2 separate regions of the Homo sapiens genome follow, and region 2 is linked to region 1. The links are chromatin contacts, found by Hi-C or POLR2A ChIA-PET in ENCODE. All regions are on one chromosome and are shown on one strand. Each heading gives the region's core, a stretch centred on a gene start or an enhancer-like site at or near the end of the contact. The rest is flanking DNA. Distances are from core to core; before and after follow the strand shown. Region 1 holds the start of RAD51B-AS1 (RAD51B antisense RNA 1). Region 2 has its middle 24 kb from the start of ZFP36L1.

Region 1 (3,446 bases), core at 471-2,970:
AAGGAGGGACAGATATTTGTACCCCCAAGTCCACGGCAGCATTATCCACAATAGCCAAAAGGCGGAAACAACCAAGTGTCCATCACAGATGAATGGATGAACAAAACGTGCTACATGCACACACACACACACACACGCACGCATGCACCTGCACACGCACACACACACATGCACCTGCACATGCACACACAATGGAATAGTATTCAGCCTTCAAGAGGAATGAAATTTTGACACATGCTACAACATGGATGAAACTTGAGGACATTGTGCTAAGTGAAACAAGCCCGTCACACAAGAACCCTGCGTGACTCCACGTATGCAAGGTACTTAGAGTAGTCAAAATCATAAAGATGAAAAGGAGAATGGTAGTTGCCAGGGGCTGTGAGGAGGGGAAAGAGGAGTCAGTGTTTAATGGGCACAGAGTTTCAGTTTGGAAAGATGAAAAAGTTCTGGAGAGAGATGACGGGGAAGCTTATACAACGATGTGAATGTACTTAATGCCACTGAATTGTACACTTAAACATGGGTAAAATGGTAGCTTTTACGTTAGGTATATTTTACCAGGATAAAAAGTTTTTTGTGTTTGAAAATATACCCTCTAATAGACTCAGAGTTGCTGACAGGCCCTCTCCATGGGTTGATGTAACCGTCTCCTTACCTCAAGACGAGGTTGACCCATCCAAGATTGGAGGGAACTTATCCTATTTTCAGATTATTTCCAGGGAAGGGAGCCCATGACATTATTAGGCAATCTTTTCCAGTGTCTCAAAACCCCAGACATTCTGGGTACCAGACCTTTCCTGCTGCACCTGAAGTTGATTTTCCTTGGTCAGTAAGTGCTTTGTCAGGCCACAGACTTTTCATGCACTCAAAGGCTCTAGTTACACCATCCCTAGCGTAGATCTGATGGTGCCAAGTAACAAGCCAGCAAGTGGACTTTGGAGGCCCAGCAAGCCTCCCTGTCTCACAGGCTTCTCATCAGTATAATGGATAAACAGTGCGAGGCTTGGATTCCTAAGCAGTCCTGGGACACAGGCCCCGCCAGGCCCTGGCAGGTGAAGAGCCTACCATTTCTCACTTCATTTAGGATGTATAATAGTTTGTTGGACGCTAGAACTGTACCCTTTCAGATCTGTGTCTTTACTTTTCAGCTGGAGGCCTCTTGCTGACAGGGTAGCGTTTCCCAAAGACACGGGAGCTGAGCTGGTGAGTCATTTCAACAGCCCTTACACTCTCCTCTGACCAGAGACCACATGACATATTAATCAGCTGCTTGAAAGGTATACCTGGCAGGCATGTTTCCTGCAGCCTGGAAGATGCTGACCTCGTCAGCTTTGAAACATCAAAGGGCTAACAAGAGAACAACAGGCTGAGAAAGACCTCATCACCTGGGTGCCTGTTGACCGCAGCCTTGTAAGGCCCAACACAGCTGAGATGTGCTGTCTGGAGCTCGGAGGAAGTGGAGCTTTTTCTGCTGTGAGGACCCGCCTTCAGCCCCCTTTTGGGGCACAGGAAGGGGAGGGAGTGAGCCTAAATTGTGGCCCCATGCTTAGTGACTCAGATGTTACTGCTACCACAAAGGGAAATTCATGTGGGGGTGGACATCTCCAGAGACCTCACTCACCTGTGATTTGGGGGATAATAGCATCACTCATGTGTTCACGTGCCAGGCCTGTCACCCCGGAACATTAGTCAAAGGGCTGTGTTGACAGTGATTTCAACTCTTGAATTATACGAAGGACCTGGCCGCAAGAAGGCATTGAGCCCCGAGGAGGACAACAGGCCTCAGGTACTTCATGTGATTAAAGCTGAGACAAGGGGAGTCCCATGGGTCAGTCCTGTAACTGGGGTCTGATATACACTAGTGATAGGCATTAGCATAGTTTGCACATTATATGATAGTCTTGGTCCTTTTCATTTCCTGATAAGCTGGAATGTCTGACAGAGTAAATTCCAGATGCCCTTGTGGAATTCTCATTACGATCATGTTGCTAAGGAACTGTCTTCTACCTGTATGCAATTTGGAAATACTATTAATAGTATTAACATGGAGTTTTGCAGTGTGTGGGTTTATTTCTTATTGTATTTATAATCACCCCCACCACTACCTTCCCACCGCTGGCTCACCATCTGAGGAGCTGGCATCAGGAAACTCAAGAAAGAAGGAAGGAAGGAAGGAAGGAAGGAAGGAAGGAAGGAAAGAAGGAAGGAAGGAAGGGAAAGGTTGTCCAGGCTTCACAGGAAGAACTGCATTTGTATTATTCTGTATTGAATTCTCAGGACCTCCACATTGCAGGCATCTAGAGGCTCCAATTAATAGTTGATAAATCTTGAAGGGAGGAAAAAATAGTCACAGAAAGTTCACTTGAGTGACCTGAAATTCTATAGCAATTTAGCCAGGGAGCCGGGAGGAGAATATGCCCTTCCAACTTGCAGGCCAGCTCTCTGCAGGAAGCCAGGCAGCTCTCCCAGGGGAAGCAGTGGCCAGGGCAAGCATGGGTCTTGAAGCTCAGGACTGGCTTTAGGACTCTGGCTCAGACAAGATGGGTGGCTCAAAGGTATTGAAGGGCTAGGTAGGGCCCTGAAAATTGGGCCTTTCTGCAGCAATCATCAGGGAGACTAATGGTCCTGGGCTAGGGAAGGAGTCTTCTTGGCCCAGAATGGCCAAGCAGCCAAATATTAGAGCACCTCCAGGGAGGTGTCCCTGGAAAGGGTCCTCCCCCAGTCAGCTCCTGCGGAGTGCAGGCAGGTTTGGGGGTCTCTCCTCTAGGAGAGATCCAGGGAGCTTGAGAGCAAAAGTGACAATGTGCCTGCCTTCTTCCTTCTCTGTAGGGCTCTGTTCTCTTTCTTCTTTTTTGAGGCAGGATCTTTTGCTTTATTGTCCAGGTTGGAGTGCAGTGGCATGATCACGGCTCACTGCAGCCTCAGCCTCCTGGGCTCAAGCAATCCTCCCACCTCAGCTTCCTGAGTAGCTGAGACCATGCCTGGCTAATTTTTAAGTTTTTTTGTAGAGACGAGGTCTCATTGTGTTGCCCAGGCTGGTCTTGAACTCCTGGGCTCAAGCAATTCTCCCACCTCAGCCTCCCAAAGCACTGGGATTATAGGCGTGAGCCACTGTGTCTGGCCTGCTCTCTTTCTTAAGGAGAAGGCTTCTGTTATTTTTTGGTCAATTGGGTGCAGAAAGCCTGTTCCCCATGGACAACCCTTGAGGGGGTCAGAATGTCAGCAGAAGGGAAAGGATGGCTTTCCAAGAGTGTTCTGTGCTTGGGCATAACCGTCTCTTGTGTCCTGCTCCTGAGAGCCATGAGACTAAGAGCATGGGACAGAGGCAGTGACTGAACTGGGCTTGAGAACACCTTTGTTTGCTGGGCCTGTTTTCCTACCAAGAGCCTGTCAGCCCGGGTTTTGGAAGGCCAATCCAGGAGAATACGGGAGGTTGCAGGCAG
Region 2 (3,446 bases), core at 675-3,174, 130 kb before region 1:
GTCAGCACAAGGGATAAAGTGGCAGTGGTTGGTGGTCATCCTGGCCCCTGCCATCAAGCTGGCATTGATACAAAGTAAGAATCATTAGAACACTAGAATTCCTGGCTGCCATTTGTCAGCCTGGCCCACCTGCAATGAGTGACCCCAGGGATGTTTGGGTGGGGTGGGGGTGCACACAGCAGGCTGGAGCTGAGACTGGGGCGGGGAGGGTGTACTCCACCTACCTGCCCTCCAGGGTGCTTGGCGCCTCCTAGGGCAGGCTGGCCTCTTTGTGCCATGCCCCACAGAGCATTGCAGTGATCCTAGTGCAGAGCACATAGTAGGTGCTTAAAAATGCTCATTGGAGAAACAGCTGGATCCTGGACTGCAGGAGGGAGGAGATGGCACACTGAGGGCATTGATGGGTAGATGGTAACATCATGTCTGTTCATCATTACTCAGCAGACCTGGTTCCATCAGATGTGACTGCCCTTCAGGCCTTACAGAAGGTACCTACATAAATCTGCTCAGGCAAAGAGAAGTTTGTGGGCTGTGGGCACCTGGCTGGGGTTCCTCAAGGTGGAGCATTCTTCTTGGCACTGACGGGGGTAGCTAAGATCTGAGCATGCAGGCAGGCCCTCTTCTCCCCTGGATGCTGCCCTTCTGAGGAGGCAGCTCTGTGGGTACCAGAGGCATGGGCCTAGGAGGCTGTGACCCCCTGCCTGGCCCCCTACCAGTCTCTGCTTCTACAGACAGGGTCTGCATCTTACCTGCTCCTCCTGCCAGTTCCAGTCCCCTCCCCATTCCCCTCAGGACCTCATCCCTCCTCCTGGCCTCAGCTTAAGGGTTTCCTCAGAGAGGTCTTCCTCAAGAACCTTCCCATCCCAAATCTAAATGAGTGCCCCATTTATATATGTTCTCTGAGCACCTGATTCTTTTCCTTCATAGGAATTTGAAAGTCTTTTCAAATGGAATCTTATATTTCTTTCTAGGTGATTTGTTGAAACAAGTCTGTCTCCTCCGTTAGACTAAGCTCCGCGAGGGGTGAGAAAGTTGTTCCGTCCACTCGTCCTCCGGGGCTAGCAGGACATATTCTGTATTAAATGAGTAGATGACAGAAACCCCGTGAGAGAAAGAGTGAGCCGAGCCAGTGGTTCTCTAAGTGTGGCTCCAGGACCAGCGGACCAGCAGCTCAGCATCGCCTGAGGATTTGTTAGAAATGCAAATTCTCTGACTTGGTTGGGGGACCCAGCAATCCGGGTTTGAAAGAACTGTCCAAGGGGGGATTCCTGTGCACACTGAAGTTTGAGAACCACCGAAGGCGGCAAATCCCCTGCTGTTGGGTGAGTGTGCACTGTGGCAGCTTTGGTGACCTGTAAGAGGAACCATGGATGAGCAAACCCCACCTTCAAATGTAGCAAAGGGCAGAGAGAGGGTGGACACGTCACCCAGACCCCCAAAAGGGGCCCAGACGTGTTGTTCGGCGAGCTGGCCACTGGAGGGCAGTGTGGCCACGTCCATCGTGCTGCCTCCGAGGGCTTCCGGGGGAGAGCGGCCGCGGGAGGACGGGAACGAAGCCGTAGCGAGAACCTCGCCCCACGCCGCAGCCTCCTGCAGCAGCGTCGGCTCGCCGGCCCCTTGCGTTCCGAGCCGCCCAGGGAGCTCAGCCGCCGCAGCCCCGGCCCCTGTGTCTCCCCTCGCGGGCCGGGCCTGGTGTGCACGTCTGGATGGCCTCGGGCCTGGAAGGTTTGCGAGGCCCCGGGAGCCGCAGACCGCGCCGGGGAGGAGATCCCGGCAGGCCGGCCGGGGCAGAGCGCCAAGGAGGGCGGCGGAACCTTGGCTGTTTCCCGGGAGGCCAAGGGCAGCCTTCCCGCGTGATCCGCGCGCTGCCGAGCGCGTCGGCCATCTTGGCGGCCTCGCCCGGGCCCCGCGCCCGGCCCGGCTTGGTTCTCGCTCGCGGCTGAGCAGACGCCGGGGTGGCGACGGGAGAGCCCGACCGCGAAGCTCGGCCGCAGGAGTGCGTGGGCGTCGCAGAAGCCCAGGAGAGCCCTGGACCTTGGTAGCTTCCCGGGGGTGCTGGGAAACGCCACCCCAGTAGCCGCCAGGAAGGCAGGCCTGAGCCTCCGAGCCTCAAGTGAATTGGATGGTGCCAGTCGCCCTTCTTCTTTTTGCCCCATATTCAAAGAGCGGGAAGTCAGAGGGCGTTAAAGTAGGTCACAGCGGTCAGCAGGTTTTTGTGGGGCAGGCAAGTGGCAGGGTCCAAGGCCAGGCGTAGTATCTGGTTGCCTAAGATGCTTGGGCAACTCCTTCACCGGGCACACCAATCTCCGAGCCAGAGGTCAGGGACTGGCCCCGCGGAGCTGGCTGCAGGCGGCCGATGCATTCCAGTCCCTGACCACCATGGGGACTTGAGGTGCCATTCTGAGGAGCCCCAGGCCCCACCACGCCTGTTGCCTCTGTCTAGAGTAGTTCACACATGGATGCTGTCTCTCTGGTACTTGGGTGTTTCTCAGGTTCCAGAACATCCGTTCATCTTACCAGTCCTTCAAGGTTCAGCTTAAAGATCAGCTCCACCAGGAAGCCTTCCTGGATTTCCCCTCTTAGTTTCCAACAGAATCCGTCTCTTCCGTTCTCTGCCCACCTTGAGTAGCAGTAGCTTCAGCTGTAGACTCTCCTGTTTTTCCCTTACAGTCTTTGTTGCTGCATCCTCTTTCACTGAATTGTTGATGTGAGACCCTAGACTCTCTTGTTTTTTCGTTACAGTCTTTGTTGCTGCATCCTCTCTCACTGAATTGTTGAATTGTGAGACCCTGTGAGGGTCGGCACCCTGTGATACTGGCCAGGAAAGGGTTGTTGCAAGGGGATCATGGGATTGTTGAATGGGTTTTGATCTGGATTTTGATGTTGGAAATCAAGTTCCCAAATGTTTTCAACCTTGGGTAAAGGAACATGTAATGGTGTTTTTTAAGGCTGTCATGGAATCCTTTTGTGTGTTTAATTGCTTTGTTATTTTAGTAGAAATGTCAGGGTGTCAGAGGAACAAAAGCCATGGGTCTGAGCCCAAGCAAGAAGACAAACCACTGAGCCCGTGCTGGGTGCTTCCTCTGCGTGGCCTCAGGGTCAGGGCCTGTCAGATGGAATGGCAGGCTGCGGGTCCAGCCCCAAGGTCCAACCAAGGAAGCTCCTGGGGCCTTGGCCGAGCTTGAGGCTGTGATTTCAGACTCCTCGCTGGTCTAGGTCGGTATTTCAGAGGAGGCAAAAGAGAAAGTGCCTTCACAGCCTTGGAGAAGACTGGGAGCTAAAGGAGACATCCTTGCTTTTTCCTTTTAAAATAATAAGCCAAATGTTCTCCCATGAAGGACTCCAGAAAACCCCGTTCATGCCTCACCCACAGATGATTTGCTGAATGCTCATTAAGGGGAAAACAAAGAGGTGGTTTTGTTTATTTATTTAAAAGGAAAAATAAA

Evidence for each region. Hi-C counts contacts between places; a loop is a spot of excess contacts on that map. ChIA-PET counts read pairs that join two places held with the same protein, here RNA polymerase II (POLR2A). Pooled maps may share reads with other maps.
Region 2: a loop to region 1 is called in a map of B cell, with 15 times the contacts of the local background. The contact joins the enhancer-like site here to the promoter of RAD51B-AS1 in region 1. A Hi-C loop is called at or near these places in 4 of 168 maps with a recorded cell type or tissue (B cell, CD4-positive, alpha-beta memory T cell, OCI-LY7 and 1 more), 16 of 37 single-sample maps with no recorded cell type and 15 of 50 pooled maps. POLR2A ChIA-PET finds 5 or more read pairs at or near these places in 15 of 52 experiments (B cell, BJ, CD4-positive, alpha-beta T cell and 11 more).

Annotation. Positions count from the first base shown.
Region 1 is chr14:68,683,714-68,687,159 of GRCh38, reverse strand. RAD51B-AS1 (RAD51B antisense RNA 1) reads left to right here and starts at 1,720. Exons shown (of 4, transcript XR_007064220.1): 1 at 1,720-1,789. RefSeq lists enhancers at 1,383-1,432, 3,016-3,446.
Region 2 is chr14:68,814,894-68,818,339 of GRCh38, reverse strand. No RefSeq gene overlaps it. Among named protein-coding and RNA genes, the nearest start is that of ZFP36L1, 24 kb to the right of the region's middle. RefSeq lists enhancers at 1,233-1,282, 1,383-1,432, 1,307-2,046, 2,063-2,292, 2,373-2,592 and 1 more and a silencer at 1,533-1,922. Within about 2 kb of position 1,924, at least 41 of the 41 ENCODE cell types and tissues checked have a DNase peak (open chromatin) inside an H3K27ac peak, as active enhancers do; they include B cell, CD4-positive, alpha-beta T cell, OCI-LY7 and 2 more, where a contact is called at or near this core.